Linked DNA regions of Homo sapiens: region 2 is linked to region 1. A link is a loop called in an ENCODE intact Hi-C map of the cell type or tissue named here. Cell type or tissue: heart left ventricle. All regions are shown on one strand. Each heading gives the region's core, and the rest is flanking DNA. Links, peaks and the distances in the headings are about the cores only.

What was found. Peaks named below come from ENCODE experiments on the same cell type or tissue, not always from the same donor. Only the 100,000 strongest peaks of a DNase experiment are listed, where the experiment ranks them.
Region 2: it touches region 1 in a loop (5-fold over the local background); 2 of 110 quality-filtered maps call a loop at or near these places.

The regions. Positions count from the first base shown.
Region 1 is chr5:138,742,185-138,757,516 of GRCh38, reverse strand. It overlaps CTNNA1-AS1 (CTNNA1 antisense RNA 1), which reads left to right and starts at 3,593. Exons shown (of 2, transcript NR_134244.1): 1 at 3,593-3,994; 2 at 12,755-13,087. It overlaps CTNNA1 (catenin alpha 1), which reads right to left and starts at 4,092. Exons shown (of 18, transcript NM_001903.5): 1 at 4,007-4,092. RefSeq lists enhancers at 2,925-3,491, 3,492-4,059, 14,745-15,044 and a silencer at 3,763-4,202. In heart left ventricle, for the core only: no CTCF peak of the experiment used is centred there; no DNase peak of the experiment used is centred there.
Region 2 is chr5:138,965,823-138,981,154 of GRCh38, reverse strand. All of the region lies in intron 7 of SIL1 (SIL1 nucleotide exchange factor), which reads left to right. It overlaps LOC124901079 (a long non-coding RNA gene), which reads right to left. Exons shown (of 2, transcript XR_007058954.1): 2 at 5,216-15,332. Among named protein-coding and RNA genes, the nearest start is that of LRRTM2, 98 kb to the right of the region's middle. In heart left ventricle, for the core only: no CTCF peak of the experiment used is centred there; DNase peaks (open chromatin) are centred at 5,602, 5,824 and 6,804; H3K27ac peaks cover 1,880 bases.

The DNA.
Region 1 (15,332 bases), core at 8,650-11,149:
GCAACTTTACCCTAGGCCCCCAACATCCAGTCCATTTTCTTTTTTTCTGAGTCAGGGTCTCACTGTGTTGCCCAGGCTGGAGTGCAGGGGCATGATCATAGTTCACAGCAGCCTTGAACTGTTTTTAAATACTGTATGCCTCAGCGGCATTACATATATTCACGATCCATTTCCAGAACTTTTTTCATCTTCCCAAACCGAACTCTGTACCCATAACAATAGCTCCCTATTCCCCTTCACCTGGCCCCTAACAACCACCATTCTGTTTTCTTTCTTTCTCCTTCCTTCCTCCCTCCCTTCCTCCCTTTTTTTCTTTTGTTTGAGACAGGGTCTCACTCTGTCACCCAGGCTGCAGTGTGACATGATCAGAGCTCACTGCAACCTCCACCTCCCAAGCTCAAGCAATGAATCCTACCACCTCAGCCTCCTGAGTAGCTGGGACTACAGAGCGTGTCACCATGCCTGGTTGATTTTTTTTTTTTTAGAGGCGGGGTCTCATAAAGTTGCTCAGGCTGGTCTTGAACTCCTAGCTTCAAGTGATCCTCCCAACTCAGCCTCCCAAAAAAACAGGATTATAGGCATGAGCCTCCCTGTCCAGCCCCAATCCATATTTAAGTCCTGTCTCATTTCTCCAAAATACAGCTCCCTTCATCCCTACCACCTCGTACTCCACCATCTTCCTAGCTCAACTCTCTGCTTCCACATGCACACAAACACAAGCCTTCTCCAAGCACTAGCAGGAGTCTTAAAAAGGAAATCAAATCATGAAACTCCCTACAATGGCTTCTTACACCTCTAGAATAAAACCCCAACATGGCCTCTGCCTTCTCTGGCAATCTCATGTGAGGTCTTCTCCCCACTGAAAAAGTACCCAAGCTATACAAGTCTTCTCTCAAGTCTCTAAACACACGGAGTCTTTCCTGTCTCAGGACCTCTACAAATGCAGAGGGCCCTGTTCCTTCTCTCCATATTCTCACCAGCACACAACACTACCCCCAACAATCAGGGCTGTCTGTTATGCCCCACAGTGAGTTACGTTCTCAAAGAAATCCGAAAGTGCGGTGGCTCACACCTGTAATCCCAGCACTTTAGGAGGCTGAGGCGAGTGGATCACCTGAGGTCAGGAGTTAAAGACCAGACTCACCAATATGATGAAACCCCATCTCTGCTAAAAATTAAAAAATCAGGCTGGGCACGGTGGCTGAAGCCTGCAATCCCAGCACTTTGGGAGGCCGAGGTGGATCACGAGGTCAGGAGTTTGAGACCAGCCTGGCCAACATGGTGAAACCCTCTCTATCAAAAATACAAAAAAATTAGGCAGGCATGTTGGCACACACCTGTAATCCCAGCTCCTTGAGGTTGAGGCAGGAGAGTTGCTTGAACCCAGGAGGCACGGGTTGCAGTGAGCCGCAATTATGCCACTGCACTCCAGCCTGGGAGACACAGCAAGACTATCTCAAAATAAATAAATAAATAAATAAATAAATAAGCCGGGCGTGGTAGCTTGCACTTAGTAATCCCAGCTACTCCGGAGGCTGAGACAGGAGAATCGCTTGAATCCCCAGGAGGTGGAGTTTGCAGTGAACTGAGATCACCTCACTGAACCCCAGCCTGGGCAACACAGGGAGACTCCATCAAAAAAAAAAAAAAAAAAAAAAAAAAAAAAAAAAAGAAGGAAATCCCAAAACCCGGGCAGGGCAGTTACCCTGGATCTCCACATCTGGTTCATGTCTCCAGAAGAGACAGGAGTCCCACTTTGGACACCTTGAGTTTGAGAAGCCTGGGACACCCAAAAAGCTTCCCAATGCACAGGTGACCATGTGGGTCAGGAGACACACCTGCACTCAAAGGCTTGGACTTTTAGCACATAAGGCTGATGACAGAAGAGACTGCACAGAGCAGTGATTCTCATCTTGGAGGAGGGTACCTCTCATCTCTAAGTCACTATATGAAATGAGATATCACTGATGGGAGTGAAGGTGATGCCACATCAGTGGTGTGGAGGACAAAGATACTTTGGAAAGAACCCTGGGTACGAGAGGAAAGAGTGAGGGCGAGGAAAAGAAAGAAACTGAGATGAGTCAAAAGGAAAAGAAAACCAGGAGAGTGATATCACAATTCCCCAAACTCCTATGCCCTTTTATGCTTCTCATGACTTTCTCCCTTCACTTAAAAAAAACTCGACTCATGTTTCATCCAGATCAAATGCCACCACCTCCTGAAAGCCTTTCTGGACTTACCCAAGTAAAACTTATTAGCCCCCTCTCCGTGCCTCTACAAGTTTCTTTTGTTGTTACTATTAGGTAAGATTTGACTCAGACAATAGTTTCATTAGTACTGTTAAGGCACTTACTGCAGTCCGCTCTGTACTACACCTGGGGTGTGTGTCTCCCCTATTACACTGTGAGCTCTTAGGTGGATTAAAAAATTATTCTTTCGCTGAATAAATATCCAGATGGGGTCAGGCACCCTGGCTCAGGCCTGTAATCACAACACTTTGGGAGGCTGAGGCAGGAGGACCACTTGAGCCCAGGAGTTCGAGACCAGCTTGGGCAAGACAGCGAGACACCATCTCTACCAAAAATACAAAAATTAGACGGATGTGGTGGCGCGTGCCTGTAGTCCCAACTACTTCGGAAGCCGAGGTGGGGGGATCACTTGAGCCCAGGAGACAGAAGCCGCAGTGAGTCATGATCGTGTCACTGCGCTCCAGCCCGGGCGACGGAGACCCCGTCTTTAAAAAAAATGTTTGTTCAAAAGTCCAGATTGGTAAATAATTAGGCAGAAACTATAGGTAACTCCTACACTCATTCTTCATTCTTCCTGTAAAACAAAATAACACATCCTAATTAATTCGATTTATAAATTCCGTTCCTTAAAGTAACACCCACCTGTCCAGTATTTAAAAATCACTGCTGACTAAACACAAATATTCGCTCCACAAAATGCCTATCCTGTCCCAACAATGATGTAAGCATTTCCTTCATCATAAATATAAAATGCCCCGAATTTAGTCGTAGACTTGACATATCTCGCTCTTTTCCAAATAATTGTAAATTCTGTACAAAACACACGCACCAAAAAAATGTCACCAAGATGCAAGAGGACGTAAGAGGGAGTCAACCTTGGAACTGGGCCAACCGCCGCCTGCATTACTGGGAAGCCACTGCTGCCAAGCAAAGGTCAGGCATTCATTCAGGCAACATTTTTTCCAACAAGTGCTTCACACTCGCACGCACACACACGCTCCTTTAAAAGTCAACAACAATTAAAAAAAAAAAAAAACCTCTCTAATGCCACTCCTGAAAACTAGGGCTGAAAGCTAAGTGCGTCCAACCGACAAGAAACCCAGGAAAGCTGAGTAATCCCCGAGTCCAAGTGGACGGTCACGCCAAAAGTCCACACGGGTGTGGCCCACCTACGGCGAAGCTGTATGGGAGAAGCCCGGGCTCCAGCCTCCCGGTTCGCCGAGCCCGCGTCCCCGCCGCCCCATCGGGAAGTCTCAGCGGCCGGGAAGGGGGAGGGGGCAGGAACGCCTCGGAGCCGGACGACAATCACTTCCCGGGAAAGCGGCTCCCAGACAAGCCGCCCCAGGGAAGGAAGGCGGCCGAGGGGCCCGGCGCGGGGCTGCCGCGCGCGCCGAGGCCGCGGTAACAAAGTTTGGAAACCGCGAGAAAACTTTTCCAAGAGGAAACGCGGCGGCGGCGCTGGGCCTATAGTTTCTCCTCCCCAGCCCAGGCGGCCCCCCGACTTCCCGAGCGCTGGGAAGCGCCGGCCGTGCCCGCCCGGGCCCCATACTCGGGCCCTGCGGGGGAAGGGACCGCCGGCCCGACGCGGGTCCCACGCCCGCCCGGGGCCCAATTCCCGGCGACGTCGCCAAAGAAACCGCGCCCCGCCCGCTCGCCCGCCCGCGGCTCGCGGGGCCCAGCTTGGGACGGCCCGGCCCAAGGACCCTCTCGGCCTGGCCCGAGAGACCGCGCCCGCGAGGAGGGAGGTACGAAGTTACCTGCGGCTAGCTGGGCGAGCGCTAAATTCCAGAGGCCCGAAGCAGACGGGCGCTGCTTTGTCTCCCTCCAGTCCGGCTAGGAGGAGGAAATGGGCCGCCCCACGCCCCCGCCCCCGGCCCGCCCCCCGCCCGCGGCCCCCGCCCCTGTCCCGGCCCCGCCCGCCCTTCCTGGCACCTCCCTCCGACTCGCTCTTCCCGGCGCCTCCCGCCGCCGCCCCGCCCGCTCCTCCCGGCCGTTCCGGCCTCCGCTTTTGGGGAAAGGGAAGGCCCCCACCGCGAAGAGAGTCTGGCAACGCCGGACCGGGACCCCCGAGGGACCTCTTCCTCCCCGCCGCCCACCTCAGAATTCCTTCCTCCCCGGCCCCTAGTGGGAGCTTAGGCCGGGAGTGACCCCTGAGAGGGAGGAGGAGCGGTGACTCCTGGAACAGCCCGCGGGCGGAGAGGGCTGCGCGAGGGCAGGTGAGTCACCGCTCCGCGCACAGGTGAGGCTCAGGGGCGGCCTCGCGCGGGCCCCCACCCCGGCGGAATCCCAGAGACGCGACCAGGGGTACTGGGCACGCTCCCCTCAAGAGTGTCACAGGTGTCCCGGAGTCACAGTCTTCTGGAAAAGTGATCTAGGCCAACTACCTGGCTTTACAGAAGGAGAAGCGGAGGCTAAGGAAAGGCCCCACAGCTTCGGGACACAGTGGAACTAGAATCTGACTCTCAGGACCTTTCATAATGTGAGGTGGAAGCGCCCCTAGAATTCACCTAACCCGTCCCCTCACTCCACAGATGGAAACACCCGAAGCCCTCTTGATCAAGGACTTTTTTTTTTTTTTAAGACGGGGTCTCCCTCTGTCGCCCAGGCTGGGGTGGAGTGTCGCGATCACGGCCCACTGCAGCCTCAAATCCCTGGACAACCGACCCTCCCACCTCAGCCTCCGGAGTAGCTGGAACTACAGACACAGAGTCTCACTATGTTGCCAGGCTGGTCTCAAACTCATGGGCTCAAGAAATCCTCCTCAGCCTCCCAAAGTGCTGGGATTACAGGCTAGAGCCACCTTGCGGGGAGGACATTTACAAACACAAAAGAGGCACCGCAGCAGCTGTCCCTTTTTGGGCTTGTTCCCGCCCCGCCCCCAGCACGTCCCCCCTCCCAGCTTGTCCCCCTCCTCCAACAAATTTGAGGGACCTGACTTCTATCTCTATTCCTCTGGTCATTTGGGGCATTTTATTCTTACCCTTTCTTATCTTCATAGTGAATACTCCAAAAACAAAAGAAAACAAAATTACAAAGCAAACAAACAACACAAAAAAACAAAAACTACTACATGCTCACTATCATCCTGGTATAGAAAACCCTAATGATGTTTCCCCTGCTCACGGGATGATGAATAAGATAGATTTCAGTATTGGCCTATAAACCTGAATAATGCAAGACGACGATGTCCACTGCTGGCCTTGTGCTGAATAGAGAGCAGGGTGCTAGGGAGACCTGCCCTTACCGTGTTTACCCTCTACTCCTCACATCTCCCTCTCCCCCAAGGGAATATAAACTTCTGGAAAGCAGGAGCTGTATCTCCTGCAGCACCCAGCACATTGCCCATCCCCTAGGGAGTGCCTAGTGAACATCTGTGGGTGAATGTGCCCACTGTAATTCAAAGTACTGTGGGCCTGTGCTAGTTAACAGATGCTGACAAAGGGCAATAGGACCATGAAGTGGGGAGAGAACAACCTTTAAGAAAAAGAGGATGGGCACAGTGGCTCACACAAGTAATCCCAGCACTTTGGGAGGCCAAGATGGGTGGATCACATGAGCTCAGGAGACCAGCCTGGGCAAAATGATAGAACCCTTGTCTACAAAAAAATACAAAAACATAGCTGGGTGTAGTGGCACCTACCTGTAGTCCCAGCTACTTGGGAGGCTGAGGTGGGAGGATCGCTTGAGCCTGGGAGTTCAAGGCTGCAGTGAACCATGACTGCACCACTGCACTCCAGCCTGGGCAACACAGTGAGACTCTGTCTCAAAAAGAAAAAGAAAAAGGCAAACCCTGACAAGGTCATTCTTGTCCAACTACCCCTGTCCTGTTTCTGGCTGCAGGGTCTTTGCTCCTGTAGTCTCCTCTGCCTAGAGTGGCTTTGGCGTCCCTCTACTTCACCTGGCTAACTCAGAACATAATTCATATATTTTGGATATTTGTCCCTGCCCAAATCTCACATTGAAATGTAATCCCCAGTGTTGGAGGTGGGGCTGGTGGGAGGCATTTGGGTAATAGAGGAGGATCCCTCATGGCTTGGTGCTGTCCTCCAGGTACTAAGGGAATTCTCATGAAATGTAGTCGTTTTAAAGTGTAGCACCGGCCAGGCACAGTGGCTCACACCTGTAATCCCAACACTTTTGAGAAGCCAAGGTGGGCGGATAGCTTGAGCCCAGGAGTTCGAGACCAGCCTGGGCAACATGGTAAAAACCCATCTCTACAAAAAAATACAAAAAAATTAGCCAAGCAGGCTGGGCACCGTGGCTCACGCCTATAGTCCCAGCACTTCAGGAGGCCAAAGCGGGCAGATCATCTGAGGTCAGGAGTTCAAGACCAGCCTGGGGCAACATGGTGAAACCCCATCTCTACTAAAAGTACAAAATTAGCAGGGCATGGTGGCATGTGCCTGTAATCCCAGCTACTCGGGACGCTGAGGCAGGAGAATCATTTGAACCTGGGAGGCAGAGGTGGAGCCGAGATCACGCCATTACACTCCAACCTTGGCAACAAAAGCAAAAGTCTGTCTCAAAAAAAAAAAAAAAGCCAGGCATGGTGGTGTGTGCCTGTAGTCCCAGCTACCTGGGGGGCTCAGGTGGGAAGATCACCTGAGCCTGGGGAGATTGAGGCTGCAGTGAGCCATGATTGTGCCACTACACTCCAGCCTGGGCAACGGAGTGAGACCCTGTCTCAAAAACAAAAAGATGTGGCACCTCAGCCCCCTCCTGCTCCTGCTTTCAGCATGTAATGTGCCTGCTCCAGCTTCACCTTCCACCATGAGTAAAAGTTCCCTGAGGCCTCTCCAGAAAGTAGAGCAGATGCCCAGGCCTTGCTTATACAGCCTGCAGAACCATGAGCCAATTAAACGTTTTTTCTTTTTTCTTTTCTTTTTTTTTTTTTTTTGTGTGTGTGTGTCTGTGTGTGACGGAGTTTCACTTTTGTCACCCAGACTGCAACCTCTACCTCCTGGATTCAAACGATTCTCCTGCCTCAGCTTACCAAGTAGCTGGGATTACAGGTGCACACCACCACGCCCGGCTAATTTTTGTATTTTCAGTAGAGACGGAGTTTTACCGTGTTGGCCAGGCTGGTCTCGAACTCTTGACCTCAGGTGATCCGCCTGCCTCAGCCTCCCAAAGTGCTGGGATACAGGCATAAGCCACCGCACCCGGCCTGTTTTTTCTTTATAAATTACACAGTCTCAGGTATTTCTTTTTAGCAGTGCAAGAACAGCCTAACACAATAGTAATCAGTCAATAAAGTATTTGGATAAAGTAACAAGAGACAGAGTTAAAGGATTATGCTCCATAACTTTGTATATTCATCATTTCACTCGGGACAAGATTCTTAATTTTAAGGCCCCTTGTTCAAAAACTATTAACCATTTTAAGACAGCAACAGCAGAGTATTAAACCAAGCATGGGCTCTTTCTTTATTATTATTATTTTTTTATTTTTATTTATTTATTTATTTATTTTTGAGACGGAGTCTTGCTCTGTCACCAGGCTGGAGTGCAGTGGTGTGATCTCGGTTCACTACAACCTCCGCCTCCTGGGTTCAAGCGATTCTCCTGCCTCAGCCTCCCAAGTAGCTGGGACTACAGGCGCCTGCCACCACGCCCAACTAATTTTTGTATTTTTAGTAGAGATGGGGTTTCAGCATGTTGGCCAGGATGGTCTCAATCTCTTGACCTTGTGATCTGCCTGCCTCAGCCTCCCAAAGTGCTGGGATTACAGGTGTGAGCCACTGCGCCCAGCCAGCATGGGATCTCTCTAAGCATGGGACCCTGAAGATGAAATTACAGGGTTTGTTTTGGGAAAAGAAGGGTAAGGTGACAGGAAGATATGAGAGATTTGCAGTGTGCCTAAAGAGAGTCAGTTTCCTACTCCTGAGAAATCGTGAAAAGCTTACCAGGGAAGGCTGGAGCATTCTCTATATCCCAGGCACTTGCTGTGTGCTGAGGAAGTGAATAAAAACTGAGACTGACTTGATCCCTGTTTTCACACCACTTAAAGGTAATGATGAAGACAGATACTAAAACAGGTAAACTGACTGGGCACGGTGGCTCATGCCGGTAATTCCAGCATTCTGGGAGGCTGAGGCGGAGGATCGTTTGCGTTCAGGAGTTGGAGACCAGCCTGCACAACATGGCAAAACCCTGTCTTTACAAAGGATACAAAAATTAGCTGGGTGTGGTGGCATGCACCTGTAGTCCCAGCTATGTGGAGAGGGCTGAGGTGGGAGGATCACTTGAGCCAGGGAGGTGGAGTTTGATGTGAGGCGAGATTGCACCACTGCACTCCAGCCTGAGCAACAGATTGAGACCCTGTGTCAATACACACACACACACACACACACACACACACACAGGCACACACGTAAACCAGGAAAAAAGAAAGGCAAGTGTGAAGATAGGGGAGAGATACATGTAGGTTTGTGGGTAAATTAACTACCCTGGGATTCGGAGACCTGAGAAGTGACCTTTATGTGGTGACTCATCTCCAGTCTGGCTTTAGCATTCGCCTTTCCACCAAAACTGCTTTTATGAAGGTCCCTGATGGCCTCCACGTTGCAAAATCCAATGGTCCGTCCTTCCTCAGTTGACTTGTACAATCAGCAGCATTTGGTCACTCTCCTCCTTGAAACACTTTCTTCATTGGGCCTCCAGGGCACCAGGCTTTCCTGATTTCCATCCAGCCTTCCTGGCTAAGCTTCTTAGTCTCCATTGATGATGACTTCTAATTCCTCCTAACCTCTAAATGTTAGAGCAGGGATTCTCAAAGTATAGTCTGGACATCACTGATAACTTTTCAGGGAGTAATGTGGTAAAAACTATTTTCACAATAATTCTAAAATATCATTTGCTTTTTTATGCTCATTTTCTCCCGGGTGTACAGTAGAGTATTCCACAGGCTAAATGATGTATGATGTGGCATCACATGCAATGTGAAAGCACATATGAGAATCCAGCTATCTTTTATTAAGTCAGATAGAGATTTGTAAAAATGCAAAACAACAACAGTTCTCCCTGAATTTTTCTTTTGTTTTAGAAAACATGGTTATTTTTCTTTTCAAAAATGTTATTTATTGATAAGATGTAATGGACTTGCTATTGTTATTTTTTAATGAATTAATAAATATTTTGAAATTGTTTATTTTAATTTCTAATACAGGGTCTTGCTCTGTTGCCCAGGCTGGAGTGCAGTGGTGCTATCATAGCTCAGTGTAGCCTTGATCTCCCAGGTGCAAGCAATCCTTCCACCTCAGCCTCCCCAGTAGCTGGGACTACAGATGCACACCACCACGTGTGGTTAATTTTTAAATTTTTCTTTTGTAGAAACAGGGGTCTCACTCTGTTGACCAAGCTGGTTTTGAACTCCAAGCCTCAGTGATCCTGCTGCCTCAGCCTCCCAAAGTGTTGAGATTACAGGTGTGAGCCACCCTGCCAGGCCTATAGTAAATATTGATAGATAAAACTTTCATAAGCAAGAGTTCTTTGAGATCTTCAAATTTTTTATAGTGTAAAGGAGTCTTGAGATCAAAAAAAGTTAAAAACTTTGGCTGGGTGCGGTGGCTCACACCTGTAATCCCAGCACTTTGGGAGGCCGAGGCGGGTGGATCACCCAAGGTTGGGAGTTCGAGACCAGCCTGAACAACATGGTGAAACCCCATCTCTACTAAAAATACAAAAATTATGGCCAGGCGTGGTGGCTCATGCCTGTAATCCCAGCACTTTGGGAGGCAGAGGTGTGCAGATTACCTGAGGTCAGGAGTTCGAGACCAGACATGGTGAAACCCCATCTCCTTAAAAATACAAAGTTAGCTGGGCATAGTGGTACATGCCTGTAGTCCCAGCTACTTGGGAGGCTGAGGCAGGAAAATCGCTTGAACCTGGTAGGCAGAGGTTTCAGTGAGCCAAGATCACACCATTGCACCCCAGCCTGGGCGACAAGAGCAAAACTCTGTCTCAAAAAAAAAAAAAAAAAAAAATTAGCTGGGTGTGGTGGCACATGCCTATAATCCCAGCTACTCCAGAGGCTGAGGTAGGAGAATCACTTGAACCCGAGAGGCGGAGTTTGCAGTGCACTCCAGCCTGAAGTTATAAATTTCTGTTAAAGTGTCCCAGGGCTCTGTCCTTGGACTTCTTTTTCTACTAATAGCTGTCATTAACCCATTGATGCCAGTCTTTTGACTTGAAATATGCTGACAACTCCAGGTATATATCCCTAACCTGAACCTTTCCCCTGAATTTGCAGCTCACTTATCCAGCTCCCTACTTGATGTTTCCACTTAGATAGCCAATAGGCATCTAGGCATCTCAAACTTTATCTTATTTTTGAGCCAGGGTCTCACTCCATCACCTAGGTTGGAATACAGTGGTTTGATCATAGCTCAATGAAGCCTTGATCTCCCAGACTCAAATGATCCTCAGCCTCCCAAGTAGCTGGGACTACAGGTATGTGCTGCCACGCACAGCTTTTTTTTTTTTTTTTTTTTTTTTTAGTAGAGATGAGGTCTTGCTATCTTCCCCAGGCAGGTCTCAAACTCCGAGCTCAAGTGATCCTCCTGCCTTGGCCTCCCAAAGGATTACAGAAATTAAATGGCATGAGCCACCATGCCCAGCCCATCTCAAACTTTATATGTCTGTATGTCCAAAACTGATTTCCTAATACCACTGTCCAAACCTACTTATCCCATAGTTTTCTTAATTTCCTTAGATGGCAACTCCATCCTCTCATTTTGGCCATGGCTGAGGCCAAAAACCTTGGCGTTATCCTTGGCTATTTTATTTCTTGCATGCATTTCAAATCTGATTCCTTAGACCCTGTACTTCTGCCTTCGAAATAGAGTCAGAACCCACTAACTTTTTTTTTTTTTTTTTTGAGACGGAGTCTCACTCTGTCACCCAGGCTGGAGTGCAGTGGCGCAATCTCGGCTCACTGCAACCTCCACCTCCCAGGTTCAAGCAGTTCTCCTGCCTCAACCTCCCGATTAGCTGGGATTACAGGTGCCCGCCACCACACCCAGCAATTTTTGTATTTTTTTCAGTAGAGACGGGGTTTCGCTGTGTTGGCCAGGCTGGTCTCGAACTCCTAACCTCAAGCAATCCACCCACCTCGGCCTCCCAAAGTGCGGGGATTACAGGCATGAGCCAACGCACCAGGCCCAGAAGCCACTAACTTTTTACTATCACCATTGTTACCATCCTGAATCAAGCCACCATCATCTCTTAGCCTCAATTTTGCCAGGGGAGCCCAACTGGTCTCCCTACTTCTGCACTTGCCTCCCTCAGTCTAGTTTAAGTTCAGCAGCCTGAGTGATCTTGTTAGAAAGTAAGTCCAAGTGGCCAGGCACAGTGGCTCATGCCTGTAATCCTAGCACTTTGGAAGGCTGAGGCGGGCGGATCACGAGGTCAGGAGATGGAGACCATCCTGGCTAACACGGTGAAACCCCGTCTCTACTAAAATACAAAAAATTAGCCAGGCGTGGTGGCGGGCACCTGTAGTCCCAGCTACTTGGGAGGCTGAGGCAGGAAAATGGCGTGAACCAGGGAGGCAGATCTTGCAGTGAGCCCAGATCGCACCACTGCACTCCAGCCTGGGCGACAGAGCGAGACTCCGTCTAAAAAAAAAAAAAAAGTCCAAGCATGTCACTCCTGCTCCACCCAGACCCTCCAGTGGCTCCCATCTCACTCAAAGTACAGAGAAGTGAGGGCCTTATAAGGGCCTCACTTGCCCCGATACTCTTCTCTGACACAGTGTCCTCTTTGCTATCAAGTAGGCTCTTGCCTTAGGGCGTTTGCTTCCTGCCTGGAATGCTCTCCTCCAAATAGCTGCCTGACTTGCTCCCTCACCTCTGCCAGGCACCTTCTCAGTGAGGCTTCCGCTTGGCCACCTTATTCAGAATTGCAACCCGTTTCTCAACATCTCACCCCCCTCTTCCTTGTTCAGTGTTTTCCTTAGCTTATATCACCCTCCTGATATATAAAATCATATTTTAAAAATATATATTTAATACATATTTAAAATTTAAAATAGTCATATATGGTATATAATTTATTGCTTTTCTTCTGTCTTATTCCTGTTAGAATTTCAGCCACACAAGGGCTAGAGTTTTTGTCTATTTTGTTCAGTGCTGTATCCCTGGTGCCTAGAATAGTGCTTGGCACGATGTTGACAAGGTAGATGGGGAGGGAAGGAAATAACTTCATTTTAGACCAAGGGAACAAGGAAGGTTGAAGGCCCCGAGTCCCATCTAGGAAAAACTTTCTGTGATTTGGGAGCTGCTGAGGTAGGTAGAGGCCAGACTCGGGAGGGCTTGGTGAGAGTTTAGACTTGACCCTTAGGGGAATGGAGAACCACAAAGGATTCTAAACAAAGGATGACAGGATCATATTTTGTTTTTTAAAAAAATTCACTTTGGAAGAAAGAAGATAGTGAAGCAATGCACATAATATTGCATTTACGTTTGAACAGCATATACATATTATCTTAATGCTCTTTTCTCATAGTGGCAGAGCCATTGAAAACACACCACTCTATTCAGAACCCCTCCAGAAACACTGAGTACGCGTGGATACAAAGGAGAAAACCGAAGACACCTGGGCCTACTTGAGAGCGGAGGGTGGGAGGAGCGTGAGGATCGAAAAACTACCTATGGCTTACTACGCTTATTACCTGGGTGACAAAATAATCTTTACACCAAACCCCCATGACATACAATTAATTTATCCATGCACATGTACCCTCTGAACCAAAAATAAAAGTTGGAAAGTAAAGGAAAAAAAAAATCACCCTCCAGTGCTTCCCATCTCACTCTGAATAAAATTTATTTGATCTCACCCAGTCATCTCAGACCCGTCTTTGGCTTTTTCTCTCTATCTTTCCATTCAAGCCCACGTTGTGGTCTAGACATTCCTGTAAGGCATCAAGCACCCTCAGACCTCAGGGCCTTTACCTTTCCAGTTCTCTCTGCTTGGAATGGTCATCCCTCTGATAGCCCTTAGTCACTCCATCACCCAGATCTCTGCCCAAATGTCACGTTGTCCAACAGGCTTTCCCTGACCACTCTGTAAAATAGCACCAGCAGCCAGTCACAGAGGCTCATGCTTATAATCCCAGCACTATGGGAGGCCAAAGTGGGAGAATCACTTGAGCTCAAGAGTTTGAGACCAGCCTGAGCAACATAGCAAGAAATTGTCTCTATGAAAAATTTAAGAATTAGCTAAGTGTGATGGCATACACTTGTAGTCCCAGCTACACAGGAGGCTGAGGCAGGAGGATCACTTGAGCACAGAAGGTCACGGCTGCAGTGAGCTATGATTGCACTACTGCACTCCAGCCTGGGCAACAGAGTGAGAGCCTGTCTCAAAATTTAAAGAAATAAAATAAAACCAGCACCCATTTCCCTTTCCTCCTCCCCATTTCATTCCCTTACCCTAATGTACTTCAGAGCACTTACAACCACCTAACACGGGTCCCCAAACCCCAGGCAACAGACTGGTACAGGTCTGTGGCCTGCCAGGAACCAGGCTGCCCAGCAGGAGGTGAGCAGCAAGTGAGGAAGCATTAAGGTCTGAGCTCCACCTCCTGCCAGATCACGGCGGCATTAGATGTTCGTAGGAGCATGAATGCTATTGTGAACTAGGCTGTGGGCTCCTTATGAGAATCTAATGCCTGTAATGCCTGATGATCTGAGGTGGAACAGTTTCATCCCAAAACCATTCCCCCTGCTCCCACAAAACCAGTCCCTGGTGCCAAAAAGGTTGGAGACTGCTGACCTAACACATTGTATGGTTATTTATTTATTGTCTGTCTTCCCTCAATAAAATGTAAGATTCATTAAAGCAGATATTTTCTCTTCTGCTCACTGGTTTTGTTTTGTTTTTTGATATGGAGTCTTACTCTGTCACCCAGGCTGGAATGCAGTGGTGCGATCTCAGCTCACTGCAACCACCGCCGCCCGGGTTCAAGCAATTCTCTTGCCTCAACCTCCCAAGTAACTGGGATTACAGGCATGCAACACCACACCCGGCTAATTTTTGTATTTTTCGTAGAGACAGGGTTTCACTATGTTGGCCAGCCTGGTCTCAAACTGCTGACCTGAAGAATCTTCCCACCTCGGCCTCCCAAAGTGCTGGGATTACAGACATAGGCCACTATGCCCGGCCTCTGCTCACTGTTATAACTCTAGCACCTAAAGCAGTGCCTGGCAGTTAACAGGAACTCAGTTGAATTAATGAGTAGTTAAGTCTGTGAGGATACACAGCAAATGTTCCAGTAGTTAAACAAAGGGAGGGGAGGGGAGTAGAGTAGAGCAGAGGGGTCTTTAAAACAGATTAGATGGTTTAGAGTACATAGTGTAGTATATAGTATGTAAGTGTCGTGGGGATGGAAAGAAGTGGATAGATTTGGGAGCTACGCAGAAGAACAGAGGAGCCTAGGCCTTGCCGATGGATTGGATATGGAGGTTCTGGGAAAGGAGAAGTCAAGAATCATCTTCAGGTTTCTGATTTGATCAGTGAGGAAATAGTGGTGCCATTTACCCAGAGAGATAGAGAAAGAGCCCTGGAGGTAAAGCTTGTGGGGAAGTGGGTGGAGAGTCATGCAGACAGTTATTTTTGGTCATGCTTAGTTTCAGTGCCTACCAAACATATATGAGGAAATGTTCTATAGACAGGGAAATATCCAGACGTGAGCTCAGGAAAGACCCAGTGTGGAGAGAAAGATGTGTAAGTCACCTGCACTTAGAGAATGTGTGCTAGGAAAGCATGAAGGTCCAGACCCAACATTTAAGAGAAAGAGAAACCAAAACAGGAGACTGTGTTGCCCTCTGCAACACCAGAGCCCTCCTTTTTGCCTAAAATGCATCAATTCCTTTCCCACATCAGGATCTTTCCATTTGTTGTACTCTCTACTTGGAAATCTCTTTGCCTTAACTCTTCACCAGCCTGGCTCCTTCTCATTCCTGAGGGCCAGTTTCTTTCCTTTTTTTTTTTTTTTTTTTTTTTGAGACGGAGTCTCATTCTGTCACCCAGGCTGGAGTGCAGTGGCGTGATCTCAGCTCACTGCAAGCTCCACCTCCTGGGT
Region 2 (15,332 bases), core at 4,424-6,923, 230 kb before region 1:
TGCAACCTCCGCCACCTGGGTTCAAGCGATTCTCCTGCCTCAGCCTCTCAGCCTCTCAAGTAGCTGGGATTACAAGTATGCGCCACCAGAGCCAGCAAATTTTTGTATCTTTTATAGAAATGGGGTTTCTCCATGTTGGCCAGGCTAGTCTCAAACCCCTGACCTCAAGTGATCCGCCTGCCTCGGCCTCCCTAAGTGCTGGGATTACAGGCGAGAGCCACCATACCTGGCCCAGGGTGAACCTCTCATAAGAACATGAGGCTGCCATGGCAGCATTAGACCTGCCACACTGGGAGGAGAGTTTGCCTGTTGTTACCAAGCACAGGAGAGGGACTCTGCCACTGGGGAGGGGGTCAAGCACAGTATTTTTAGCAAGCAATCCTTTACTGTTTATTCAGCCACTTTAAAAATAGATACCACCCTTTCTTTCTAATTGGCACCATTTTTCATCCTCTGTCCTTGCTTTTCATACACTGAGCTGTTCATGAATATTTATTTACATTCCCAGAGGCAACTCCATATATGTGTGTGTGCATGCATGTGCCTCTAAAACTCACTGTGCCCTCCTTCCTTTCCCTCATGAAAAGTGACACAGTGGAAGTCTGGGATGGAAGGGCAAGGGCCCTTGCCTTTGAATACCTTTCTTGATGCTGCAACTGATGAGTTTCCAGACCTCTCTTTTGGACCCCTGCTTGTCTCTTAGGTTACCTCCTTCCCTGCCATGGGACTCATAGACTGGTTGTCCAAACTGTCCACCTTTTTTAGCACTTAGCCAACTTTAAGCACCCATACCACACCTCCAACCTCTTTGCCTGACTAAAATGCCTCCTCTCGGCAGTCAAGTCTAGGATCCCTGAGGTGCTTTGATGAAGCACCCTGGCATGGACATTCAGCTCTTCAGACTTCTTATTTCATTGTTCTTGGCAAAGGCTAGAAGAGGCAAGTTCATAGGCAAAATGTGGAAACAACCCTAATATCTGTCAACTTTATCTTTTGACTTCATCTCTTTTTCCTCAGTATAACCGCTTCCTGTCAGCCATGCTGACACACAGGCCCCTAGCGGTTTTTGTAAAGCAAGAGCCTAGAGCCCCCTTTGGGGGTGTTGCTGTGTGCTGAGGATTCTGGAAAGAACCTCACCCCTGTGACTAGGCCCTTTTGCCTGAGTTGTCCCCATTCCTGAGCCATTGTTCTGTCTTTTGCTCACCCGGGTGGCTGAAAAGACAGGATGACTACCTGAGCATTTCAGTCAGGGAGTTTGTTATTGATGATGCCGTTCACTTCTCAGGAGTGTTGCATCTAACACTGCCCCCATGCTCTTGTGGAAGACCGCATTCTCTCACTCTTTACAGCTCCTCTAGACAGAAATGATTCCAGATATCACTGTGTTCACCCCTGCCTCCTGGCAAGGAGCCCTCTCTCATAGCCCATCCCAACACTCATCTCCTCTGGCCCTAAAAATTCATACATTCATTAAAAAATATGAATTAGCCGGGTATGGTGACTTGTGCTGGTAGTCCCAGCTACTTAGGAGGCTGAGGTGGGAGGATCACTTGAGCCTGGGAGGCAGAGGCTGCAGTAAGTCGAGATCACGCCACTGCACTCCAGCCTGTGTGACAGAGTGAGACCCTGTCTCGAAAAAAAATTATTTAAAAAAGTCATGACTACCTATTATGTGCCAGGCATTTTGCTAGACTGAGGATGTGGTGGTGAACAAGACAGATAGGTGTTTCTTTTTACATGTCAGAAGTTGATTTTTTAGTCAGTCAGTATGTCATCAAAATTAAATACTCTTGGCTGGGTGCTGTGGCTCACGCCTGTAATCCCAGCACTTTGGGAGGCCAAGGCGGGCAGATCATGAGGTCAGGAGATCGAGACCAGCCTGGCCAACATGGTGAAACCCCGTCTCTACTAAAAATACAGAAATTAGCTGGGCGTGGTGGTGCACTCCTGTTATCCCAGCTACTTGAGAGGCTGAGGCAGGAGAATCGCTTGAACCCGGGAGGCAGAGGTTTCAGTGAGCCGAGATCATGCACTGCACTCCAGCCTGGCGACAGAGCGAGACTCCTTCTCAAAAAAAAAATAAAATAAAATTAAATTAAATTAAATACTCTTGTGCTTCAAAGGATACCATCAAGAAAGTGAAAAGGAAAACCACCGAATGGGAGAAAATTTTTACAAGTCATATATCTGGTAAGGGACTTTTTATCTAGAATACCTAAAGAATGTTTGCAACTCAGCAACAGAAAACAACGTAATTAAAAACTCCTACAATTCAACAATAAAAAGACAACCCAATTAAAAAATAGGCAAAGGATCTGAATGGACAGCTGTCCAGACAAGATAATGCAAATGTGCAGTAAGTACAGGAAATGATGCTCAACATCATTAACTCCCAGGAAAATGCAAACCCAACCACAATGAGAGAACACTGTATACTCAAAAAGATAGATAATAACAAGTGTTGACAAGGATGTGGAGAAATTGGGACCCTCATATACTGCTAGTGGAAATGTAAATTGATCCAACCATTTTGAAAAACACTACTAGTTCTTCAAATAGTTAAACATAGAGTTATCATGTGATCCAGCAATTCCAATGCTAGGTGTGTACCCAAGAGAAGTGAAACCATATTCCACACAAAAACTTGTACATGAATGTGCATAGCCTCAATATTCATAACAGCCAAAAAGTGGAAACAACCCAAGTATCTGTTGACTGAGAAATGGGTAAATATAATGTAGTATATCCATACAATGGAATATTTAGCAATAAAAAGAAATGAAGTACTGATACATGTTATGAATGGATGAAACTTTTAAAAAGTCAGAGTGAAAAAAGCTAGTCACAAAGCACCACATACTGGATGATTCCATCTCTGTGGAATGTCTGGAATATTCAAATCTGTAGGGCCTAGTGCTGAGGGAGTGGGGGTTGGGGAGAGTTGCGGGGGGCACTAGTAATAGGTATGGGGGGGCAATGAAAATGCCTTAAAATTGTGATATGTTGCACAACTCTGTGAATACACAAAAAGCTATTGAGTTGTACACTTTAAATGGGTGAATTGTGTGGTATGTGAATTTTACCTCAATAAAGCATTTTTAAGTCAGTAACGTGTTATGAAGAAAATAAAATAGGATGATATAAGGTTCTTTAGATGAGTTAGTTACAGAGACTTTTCCAAAGAGATGTCATTCTGGCCTCAACTCAAATATAGATTGAGTCAGCCATATGTACATTAGGCCAAGGGTTTTCCAGGCAGCAGGAATAGCCGTTGCAAGGGTCCTGAGGTAGGGACAAGCTTGGCCAGTTGAGGAAGCAGCCAGAAGGTGAGTGTGGCTGGAATGGAGTGAGCTAAAGAAAGACTAAGAAGAGGTGAGGTTGGCGAAGTTGGCAGTGCACCTAGAGACCTAGGTGAACTAAATTTGGATTTTATTCTAAGGGTAGCAGGAAGCCACTGGTGCCATTTAATTAAGGGAGTAACAAGATCTGATTTACATTTTAAAAATGATCCCCTGGCTTGGCTCAGTGGCTCACACCTGTAATCCCAGCACTTTGGGAGGCCGAGGGAGGTAGATTGCTTGAGTCCAAGAGTTTGAGGCTGCAGTGAGCTATGATTGCACCACTGTGCTCCAGCCTGGGTGACAGAGCAAGACCTAGTGTCAAAAAGAAAAAAAGGAGGAAAAAAAAAAGATTCCTCTGATTGCTTTGCGGGAGAGAAGGAACTCTTCATGGTTTCAGACTACAGCACTGCCTACCTTGTTATCTTAAATCTCTGATAGTAGGAAGCTCTTCCTGGTATCTAGTTCAAGTCACCTCCTCTCATCAGGATTTTGGGTGGTAGATCTGATGGCCATGATAGTGCTTCATAACTGGGAAGATTATTGTTCCCCAGATTAGGATATAGAGTCAGAAAGCTTCATGTCTCTCCATGTTTGTGGCTACTCTCATCATAAGATTGTGGCTGTCCAGACTCAGGACCGTGATGTCTGCCTGATTTTCAATTGCTGGGGCTGTCTTTGGCCATGGCACCTGGTCCTGAGACGAGTAGAGCAATCCTGCCACTTCCACCAGCTAGCAGCATACCTACTTCCTTCCTCTGAGTTGGAGGACAATCTGGAGGGTCAAGCAACACAGGGTGCTGTGTGAATGGGCTTTCTAGTGGATCCAGGTAGCTCTTGAGAAGCTGTGTGAGAAGCTCAGGATGTGTGAGAAGCTCTCAGAGAGTCAGCTCAGGATGGAGGTGCACTTCTCTGGGAAACGTGATGGATGGCACATAATGATTAGAGCTTTGCTTGCCCTACAAATTTTTTTTTTAATTTCATATATATTGTTTCCTCTATTTAAGTAATACATTCTCAGTGTAAGCTTTTCAAACGTTAAAGTAATACGTAATATAGAAAGTTGAAATTATACCAAAAGGACATAGATCAGTTATAGAGACGAACTCCTAATGGTGGTTTATTTACTCATTTAGCAAATATTTATTGAGTCCCTACTATGTGCTTCCTCTGAGGATTGCAATGAAGAATAAGGGAGGTAATGGCCTGCGTGGTGGCTCAAGTCTGTTAATCCTAGCACTTTGGGAGGCTGAGGCGGGTGGATCTCCTGAGCTCAGGGGTTTGAGACCAGCCTGGCCAACATGGCAAAACCCCGTCTCTACTAAAAATACAAAAAATTAGCCAGGTATGGTGGCGCGTGCCTGTAATCCCAGCTACTTGGGAGGCTGAAGCAGGAGAATCACTTGAACCCAGGAGGCAGAGGTTGCAGTAAGCTGAGATCGTGCCACTGCATTCCAGTCTGGGTGACAGAGTGAGACTCCGCCTCAAAAAAAAAAAAAAAAAAAAGAGAGGTAATATAAGAATACTGAGCATGCACCGGGCACATAGTAAGCATTCAGTAATGGTAGCTTCTAATATTGTTGTTATTGTCATCCTGACTGGAGGCAGAGGTATGGGCATCGTGAATATTTTCTGCAAGCTTTTCCTTGACTGGAGGGCTGGAATATCTGGGCCGTGAAGGTCATTGTTTTTTCTCATATAGTGTTCTAAGACCTTAGGGGCTTAGTCAGGGCCTTTGGTGGCCTCTGGCCCTGACACCAGGTTTGGTTCTTCTATGGATACGTCACACTTCTGGAAACAATGCTGTGAAGCAGCTCTTTTCCCTCTTGTCCAGTTTATTAGCTATGTGTTGTTGTATAACAAATTATTCTCAGATGTAGTGGGTTAAAACAACAGTAATAGTTTATTATTTTTCTGTTTCTTTGGGTCAGGAATTTGGAAATGTAGGCAGGGTGTTGACTGGGTATGAGAATCTGCTTCCAGTTTACACGCCTGGCTGGTTGGTGCCAGTTGTTGGTGAGAGGCCTCGGTTTCTCTCTCTGTGAGTTTCTCCACAGGGCTGTGCAGGTCTCCCCATGGCTTCCCCCAGAGTGAACAACATAGGACAGCAAGATGGAAACTTCAGTTCTTTTTGTGGCCTAGCCTTAGAATTCGACATCATCACTTCCTCTTTATTCTTTTGGTCACATAGATCATCTATAGTTAATGTGGGAGGCACCAACACAAAGGCTGGGATCGCTGGTGGGGATCGCCGGTGACCGTGCTGGAGACTGGCACCACACCTAGTATCTGGGGACTCTGTCCTAGGCACTGTGGAAGGAGACCCCACACATGCAGGGACAGTCAGTCACCTCATGGACCCTTGTCTGAGGCAGGTGTTCCTTGCAGCTCACTGAGCCTATGCCCTTCCCCCATGCTCTGGCCTCACGGTGCTGAGCTGCCCAGCTCAGTAGCTGCCTCTTGGCTGAAGTGGTGGCGTGTCAGGGGGAGGACAGTGGTTTCATTTTTGAGTCTTTGATCATGAGAGAAGGCTGAGCTCTTCTGGAAGTCTGCCAGTGGCTTGTGCTTCCAGACACTGGATTTCTCGAAATGGATTGACCAGCTGACCAGCCCCTTCCTATAGGCTTCTTGCCAACCTTCAGAGGAGGGAGCCATTTTTCTTACCTTGAAATCCAGTAATTTCAAGATGAGAGTAGACAGTATTATACTAAAAATGGGGTGTTTTTATCCTTTACAGTTTTATGTCTTGTGTAAGGAAGACTCTTAAAAGTGGGAGAGGTAAGAGGTGTGTGGCAAAAGAACTTCTTGAGTAAGATCCTGGTCTATGGATGGACATACAGCTTGTTGCTGTATATCTCTGGGCAAGTTACTTAACCTAAGCCTCAGCTTCCTCAGCTCAGAGATGAAGAAGACAGTGGTGCTTCACAGACTCATGTGAGGATTAAATGAGATAATGTAGGATGATACACATGAAGCTCATAGCACAGAACACAGCACATTGTAAGGAAATACAGCAAGAGCTGTCACTAAAATATTGTTAATGTTAATATCATCATCATCATTGTGCTCACCGACTCTGAGTGAGACCGAGAGAGGAGCATTGACTTCCCAAGCAACATAAAGGAAACCCAGGCCCGGAAACAGGGGCTCCTTCCCTCTCCAGCTTTCATACTTTCCATACCGAATGTTCTTCCACGTGATGCCTGAACTACAAATAGAAGTTTGGGCAACTCCCAATTATCCCTAGTGTGAATAATTCACTCTGAGATAATCTGTGTGCCTGGCTGGCTTCCCAAATCAGCTGAGTGGATTATTCTCCTCTTTCAATTATTCAACAGTACAAGTAATTGGGAGCTGGCATTAGAATGTAAAGGCCGTGAGGTCATCTCCTGTTGTTCTCAGTTGCACAGTCCTGCCAGTGGTGATGTTTCAGAGCAGTGCGGAGGCTGTAGAGCAGGCCCAAAGGGGGAGGACAGAGGTGGTGACAGGCATGACAGTGAAGAATGAAGGCCCTCAGATGGCAAGTTGGGGGAGGTGAAGCTAACAGCCACAGGCAGGAGAGCCCAAGAGGAACGGTTTATAAAGGCTGCCTTCCCTCTCCCTGGCCTGTAGAGAGAGACCCCGTTGCAGCCGAGTTCACGCTTTCCTGAGGAGCTCTTTGGATTTAGCTTTTGGTTCTGGAATGTTAGTGTATCCTGGAGTCTTTTAAAATATGACCAGCCACCCCTGTTCTCTTCTGTTTGCTGCTCAATTTGATATCAAGGGGTGCACGGAGAGACCTGAGGAGCCTCTTCTTTCTGGAGAGTAGGGTCTCTACATTGAAAATAGCATGTGTAGAAGCGTGATCCATTCATATAAAAAGTAAATGGGTAAAGATTTATATATAAATTTATATTGCACATATATTTTTAAATATGTGATATAAAAATCTGGGCCGGGCGTGATGGCTCATGCCTGTAGTCCTAGAACTTTGGGAGGCTGAGGCAGGAGGATCACTTGAGCCTGGAGTTTGAGACCAGCCTGGGCAACATAGTGGGACTTAGTCTCTACAATCACAACAACAAATTAGTCAAGGCTGGACACGGTGGCTCACACTTGTAGTCCCAGCATTCTGGGAGGCGGGAAGATCACTTGAGCCCAGAAGTTTGAGGGTAACATAGTGAGACCTCAGCTCTATATTAAAAAAAAATTTAGTCAGGTGCAGTGGCATATGTCTAGTCCCAGCTACATAGGAAGCTGCAACAGGAGGATCAGTTGAGCCTGGGAGCTCAGGGATGTAGTGAGCTGTGATCACACCACTGTACTCCAGCTTGGGTGACAGGGCGAGACCCTGTCTCAAAAGAAAAAAGAAAAAACTCTGCTCTTACCTCTGATGGTCTGAGAAACAGGGACTTTTCCTTTCTATTTTGCACTCTTCTATACTGCTTGATTTTTTTTTTCTTTACCATGAACTTACATGATTTATAATTATTTAAATTACTTATTATAAAATAAGACACAGAAGTTGCTGTTGGGTTTTCTGGCATGAGCCCTTTGGATTCTGTGTTTTAGCATTCATGATCATTCTCTGGGCCACTTTATTCTTACACAACCTTTTTTTTTTTTTTTTTTTTTTAAATACTTCAAGTTCTAGGGTACCTGTGCACAACGCGCAGGTTTGTTACATATGTTACACAACCTTTAATTGTATAAGGATAACCTTTAATTGGCTTGGGCTTGGGGGTGGACTCATCAGTTTGCCCAGATCCCTTCAGCCAGGTGGCAGGCAGGTGTCGCTCCTGCTGTACTGTAGGAATACTGTGGCCAGCCTCAGCTCCATGCTGGGACTGAACAAGGGCTTCTCTACCCCCATCACTGGGGCCTCAGCCCTGGGTTGTCCTCCCTTCTGCTCTTATTGCCCCTCTGTCCCCCTTGCCTGAGGACCCAGGACCCGTTTGTCCTGGACTTGGTGGACCCAGGGTTTTACCCTCATGTTACCCACATAGTCCTCTCTTTGCCTCTGGGGAGAAGGATTAAACTCTTGGTTCATGTACTATTTTGAGGTATTTGTCCAAGTTTAATAGTTGTGAAGGAAGAAAAAGGTTAGTTGCTGTTTGAACTGTTTCTCTGGGATTAACAAAAATTAGTTTGTGGCTCAAGAAAAATTGTGTGAGCTCAGTTTGTGGGGTGGGGTCATAGTTTCTGAGGTTCTCTCCAGGTTTGGCTGGTGCTTGGTTCCAGCCTGTGCTGAAGAAGGGCAGGGAACAAGTGGGAAGGAGGAGCTTTCTTGTCTCTGGGGCTCTTAACAGCTGTAGTAAATTGTGGCATGTGTGGAGCAGCAGCAGAGCCAGCCTGAGGAGCTCTGAGCCAGAGGGTTCACCCATGGGAAAGCTGCTTTTTAGCCCAGCTTGAGGTTCTTACATCTGGACCCAGCATGGCTGCGTTGAACCAGACCTTCAAATGTGGCTGTGAGTACCAGGCATGGCTAGAGCATTTAAGTACTCCACATGGGAGCTGAGCTTTGTCTTTCTGCATTTCTAGGGACAGGCTCAGTGGACAAGTAATGGTGGCAGAAAGAACTTGGTGACCAGATGTTGGCTAGCACCACTGCTTTCGGCGGGCCCCAGGTTGTTGGTGAAGTCAACGGAATCACTTAAGAATGTGCAGAGCTCAGGAACTGAAGCCTCATGATTCTCCTGCTGGATCTGGCTTCCAAAGGTCCCCATAACCCTTATCCCCAGCTGGCCTTGGAACAACGAGGCCTCCTATGTCTCAGCTCTCCCCAGGGACCCTACAGAGCTCATTCTGGGCTTTTGGAGGGTGTCATCTGTGTGGCCTGAAGGAGACCTGAGTTTTGGACACGCTTGAGAAGGGAAGCTGCTTTGATATTTAGCCAGAGAGATGACTGAGCCTGTTGGTTGGAGCCCAGTGAGGATGTTAGAAGAGTGTGCCGTGGGCCCTGGAGGTGAGGAAAGGCCAAGGACCTCTCTTCCTTCAAGCCAGGTTGTGGGGAGAGCCCCACTGTGAGCCCTTTGTGCTAGGCATTGAGCAAAGTGGCAGCTTTTGTGGTGCTGGGGATGTGGGAAGTTTTCTACTTTTGCAGCTATTATGCTGAGTTTCCCTCCCTCTCCAGGATGTAGGGGTATATTGGAATAGAGAGCTATCCTGTGAAACCATTGGTGTGAATGGGGAGCAACTCTGGGCTGAGCCTCATCCCCGCTCTTGACCCCCGTCAAAGGTGCTGAGGTTTCCAGGTTCAGGGGAGTTAATCTTTATGGTCTGTGCTCTGAGAAGAAGATTCAAGTTAGTTGGTGAGAAAACCCTGCAAAGAGTTGGCTGCTGGGGGAACTCCTCACTATGCTTTTAGTGCTGTGTAGATTTCCTAAGTGGAGCTGTTTGAAGTAGAAAAAGTCCTGTGCATGGTCTCAGGGGCAGGTCTACAAGGATGGGCTGCTTTTAGAAGTACAAGCAGCAGGGCCTTTGGAGCATTTCAAGCCGGTAGGTCACATGGGATCTCTGCAAACAAATCTCCAACCAGACTGTTAATAGACTTGGCCACCTCCCATTCCAGCCCCAGATAGTCAATTATCATCTAGTATCTTGGCCTGGGGTGGTATAAAACAATGTGGTGGGCTATGAAGGCTCTTGATTTATGTTGTTTTTGGTCTCTCAACACATTCTGTTCTCCTCTTTGGAAAATAATACTTCCTTTCCTTTGGGAATCTCTTCACCAGTGCCACATGGTGTGGTGAGGCTGTTAATCTTTATGCCCCACCTGTTCCCTTCCCAGTTAGGGCTGGTCATGTGATCTAGACTTGCCACTCACAGTATCACTTCCATCTGGACAGTAATTGGTCCAGGGGTGTGTGTGTCACACAAGCAGGACCAATCAAAGTTCTTCTCTGGAATTCTTTTTTTTTTTTTGAGTTTTGCTCTTTGTTGCCCAGGCTGGAGTGCAGTGGCGCAATCTTGGCTCACCACAATTTTGGCCCACTGCAACCTCCCCCTCCCAGGTTCAAGCTATTCTCCTGCCTCAGCCTCCCTAGTAGCTGGGACTACAGGTGCGCATCGCCACACCCAGCTAATTTTTGTATTTTTATAGAGACGGTTTCCCCATGTTGGCCAGGATCTTCCCTGGAATTCTATACCACTTGGGAGGATGTAGTTACCTTTATGCTGGGATTGGCTGTTTACAGGGAGAAAACTGGAGAGAAGCAAAGCCTAGAGGTGCAGGCTGAGAGAGGGCCTTGGCACATTACTTAAGCCTCTGGACCCAGCTGTGCTTTTTACCTTTGTCATGCCTCTTCATAATGGGACCCAGTACACTCTCTTTTCCATAGATGAGGAAGGAATTCAAAGGAATTCAAATTCCTCTGAATTTCATTTTGGTCCCTTAAAAACAGAGTCCTAACTAATACAAAACAACTTCCAACTGATCTGTTTGCTTCCAAATAGCTAATGTCATGTCCAGGGAAGCTGCTTCCCTGGTGAAATCCTGTACCTAACACTTTGCTTTGCACACATTGGGTGCTTGCCTTGTGTTTCTTATGTGGTAACTGTACCCTCACCATCTGCCACCATCCTTTGGGAGGAGAGTGGAGACCTGAACCTGGGTCTCCCAGCCTGCCTTTGTTGGTGGCAGTGAATCCTGTCATCTGTGCATACATTTTCATCTCCCTTCCTCTCTGCCTCTGCTTCTGCAAAGATAAATACAATCTGCCAGTCTTGCTTTGCAGGGGCCTTTCCAAACATGCCAGTGGTGGGGCATTTATCGGAATACCTCAGGCTGCTGTCTTCCAGATGCAGACAAGAGGCCATACTCCCAGGGCACAGTACTGTTGCAGCCATGGGTGTGATTATCCCCCTCTGAGATCAAGCTGTCCCCTTGTGCCCAGTGTGAGCTGGTGCTAAATTTATTGTGCCTAAAACATCAGGGCAGTGTTAGAGGTTCCTTGCCCACTGCTTCCTTCCCAGGCTGCTCGTGCCAGCTGCAAGGCCCTTGTGAGGCTGTTAGATGTCTCTCTGTGGCAGATTCATTGTTCCATATTTTTATTTAATTACTTACTTTTACAGCTCTTAGAATAAATCTAATTATCCATCTGTTATGCTACATTATGCCACTGCGGTTCATGCAATTCTTTCTGATCGTATATGGTATTTGTCAACTTGACCTTGCCCTCTTCCAATGTTGTTGCTCCCCTGTGTGGCTCTGTGCCATCTCCTCAATGGATCCTTGGCACCAGCCAATCTATCAGGGACCTCGGGCAGAGCTGACTGTGAGTGGCTCTCAGATGGAACAGGGGTTGGTGGAGCGTGGAGTATTATTGCAGGAGGAGAGTGGCCAAACAGCCATCTCTGATACCATGCTGACCTGACAGAGGCATGGAAAGTTGGGCTGGTACTGTGTTAGAGTCCCAGAAAGGAAAGCAGGAGCTCTAGCCTACAGTTTCCAGTCTTCAGCCAGAGAGGACTGTTGTCAAGGAGGACAGCCAGCTGAGGTCAGGCTGAAAGGAGGTGACAGTGGCCACCTGGGGACATATCTGTGGACTGTCCTGCCATGGCTGGCAGGCGGTGCCTAATCCTAAGATTGAGTCAGGGCTGATCTTAGACACAGCAGAGGTGGGCATTACCTACTAGAGGTGATTTCAGGAATCAAGTGAAACTCCCTGCTTCCCAAATCTTTTTTTCTTTCTGCTACTGCCTAAAATTCAATTAATACCATTAGAAATTTGTTTCTTGGTTTTATATATATAAACTTCTCTTTGTGAGCAAATACAGACATTCCTAGGAGGAGGACCTCAGGGGGTTATTGACCATCTGGGCTGCATCCCTTTTCTCAAGCAGGCAGGGGATATGCAGTGAGGAGGACCCATGGTCAAGAGAATCAAAGTGCAGGGAGATGGGGAGAGAAGTCAGAACTCAGGGCAGTCGCGGAGTCTGATTCCGTGAGCTCTTGGAATGGGCAAGGTGCTCAGAAAGGGAGGGAGGTCATGTGCCCAACCCATCCACGTGCCTAGTGCTGGGGCTCAGTGTCTCAGCTGGGAGGGGACACAGAGCCAGCCTTGTGTCTGCAGGCAGCTCCTGTTAATTGCATGCTGGGCATTGGGCTCTACCATCTAGAGTGAGGTCACAGTTGAACAGACAACAAGGCACAGTCCAGGTCCTTGAGAGAGTTCATGGTTTAGGAGGGGAAGCTGATCTTGTCAGGTCTGTTAAGAGGATGGAAAGAAGGAGGGCCCCAGGAATGCATAGCAGGGGCCCTGTGAGGGTCAGGAGGTCAGCGAGTGTTTCTCTGAGGAGATCGTGTCTGAAGGGTTCTTGCAGTAGGAACTGGCCAGATGAAGATGGGGACGGGCAGGGGCAGGGCGCTCAGGCAGAGGCGGTGGGGAACACAGCACACTGAGATTCCTCTGTCGATGGAGATGAGTTGAGAAATTCATCGGGGCAAGAGAGGTCCTCCCTCCTCATCACTTTGGTCCTGAAACAGGGTCATTTTCAGCAGACCTCTTGAATGGAAACGCTGAGCCTGCTGCTGTCACTGCTTCTGAAGCATATTCCCCAGGGGCCAGGGGAGGACCTGTGTGGCACAGGCTTTCTGTGGTGGAGGCACTGTGGTCAGAAGCTGTGCTCTACCGCCTCATCCCCCCAAGGTACCTGCAACCCAGGGCAGGGCCTGCTATGCTGACTCTTCCTCCTCATTCACCTGCCCCACCTCCAGCCCAAGCACACATTAAAGGACTTCCGACTTGGATGTGGGCCCAGTTTGGAGCTCGTTATAGCCCAGTGGCCAGGCCCTTCATTTTCCCTTCCAGGTTAAGACTTGGAAGGCATCAAAGGTTGCAGGAACACCCCACAGGCCTTCTCCCTTAGTCGTCTTGCTCTTGCCCTGTCTGCGTGGCCTCCTTAGCTGAGCTTTTCCCACCAGAGCCTCTGGTGACTTTCCACAAGTTTCTCCTCATTCCAGCAAGCAGATTCATGACTAATTGCTGGTAATTTTTTCCTCAAGACTCTATTTATATAGGCTGTCGTGTTGGGGGCGGGGGAAAGCAGGCTCTAGTCCTGGGGGGGCTGCTGTTCCCTGCAACTGCCATCATTAGACTGAGGCCCATGTGGCATTGATATCCACACTTTGTCTTTATTCTTGTATTTTTTGTCGTTGTGACATTTGGTTCTTTGAACATCTAACGTCCCTTTTATGCTTCTCATCTCCCACAGAAGATTGTTGTATTTTGACCCCCACTGAAGCTGCGTTTTCTTTTTGTCAGATTTCTCACTTTCTTCTTTATTGTATTTTGATCAGTGCAGCCATGTAGGTCTGGGTTTTATTGGGAGCTTTTCATCTTTGGGGCAGTGGCCCTCACGGCCTGGGTCTTCTGGCCAATGCTGGGTCCTGCCTCAGGCCCACCAGGGTGAGAGAGGCCCAGGTTGTTATCTGTCCAGGGATACTCTAGCCTAGCGGTTCTGAAAATTAAGCATGCCTCAGAAGCACCTGGAAGCCTTGTTAAAATGCAGATGGCCAGGCCCCTCCCCTAATGGTTCTGATTTCGTGAGTCTGGGGTGACGCTTGAGAATTTGCATTTCTAACTAGCTCCCAGATACTGCTGGTGCTGCTGGCCCAGAGATCAGACTTGGAAAACCACTGCTTTAGAGTAATTCCTCCTTTACCTTGAGCCAGAGTGTGCAGGGCCCAAGGGAGGAAAGAACAGCAGGGTACCAGGATTCTCCTCCTCCATACTGGGTCCAGCTCTCAGAAACACAACGATGGAGGATGTTGCCAGGGCATCATAATAGTAAACACCTGTACAGTGATTTCACCTGCCCTATCTCACTCGATACTCACAGCAGGTCCATTGGTGAAGTAGCACAGCTTCTTGACAAATAATAGAAGTCAAATTGAGATAAGTTAAGGCCTCCTTCCTGGCCATTAGGCTAGTAATTTGCGGCGTGTCCCCAGTGGAATCCAGTTTTCTTAGCTCCTATTCTAGAGCTTTCATGACTCTGCTACTTATTAGCTATGTGACCTTGGGAAAATTACTTAGCTTTCTATGACTCAGTTTGTTGATGAGCAAAATGGGAGTAATGGTGTCTGCCTCATTGAGTTGTCATGAGGATGGCATGATTTAATGCTTGAAAAGCACTTGAGAGCTATTAAATGGTGGCCTCCAGAATCCCCTCCTCTCATGGCGATGAGGGGCTGCGGGTTTTTTGTTTTGTTTGTTTTTGGCATTTCTGTCACAAGAGGCACAGGAAGATGTACTAGTGCCCACCAGACAGCATTACCCGGCCATCAGGACAGGGCTCAGTCACTTTGGAAAGTCACCACCCCCCTACACCCGCCCGCCGAGGGAAATGGCCTGAGGAAGCCTGGTGGGTGGTGTCTGCCTCCAGGAGTTGAGGATGGAGCAGTAGCTGAGGGGCTGGGTCAGTGTGTGAAGCCTAAGACCAGGAGGAAGGGGCACCAGGAGAGCAAGGCGGCCGGGTGGTCCACTCCTCAGGAGCTACTGTGATCCTGGTCCTTTCACTGCCCAGCCCTGGGTGGTGGCCCTTGGAGGATTAGTTTGGAGGGAAGCTAAACTAAGTCTGCCATTTTAGTGGTTTTCTCTTCCTGCCTTGCCCCCACCTTCTGACTTGGGACATTTCCAGCAGTAACGGGGGTTTGAGTGGAAGGCTGGTCTTGATTATGCTAGCAATATTGAACTTGTTGAAAATTACATGCCAGGTACTGTTACATTTGGTATCTCATTTAATCCTCGGTAGCCTCATGAAGTAACCCTCATTTGACAGATGAGGAAGCTGGGTCCTCATCTGTATAAGTAGGGTGACCACATAATTTATTGTCCAAAATGGGATACTTTTAAGAGTGAAAGGGGCACAGTTAATTACTGCACTGGGACAAGAGGCATAAACAGAACATATGGTCACTCTCTGTATAAGGCTTTGTGTTAAGTTCTATGGAAGATATAAAGGTCAATAAAGCACTCTCATGGTCCCGGAACCTGGACCTTGAGCTGAGAG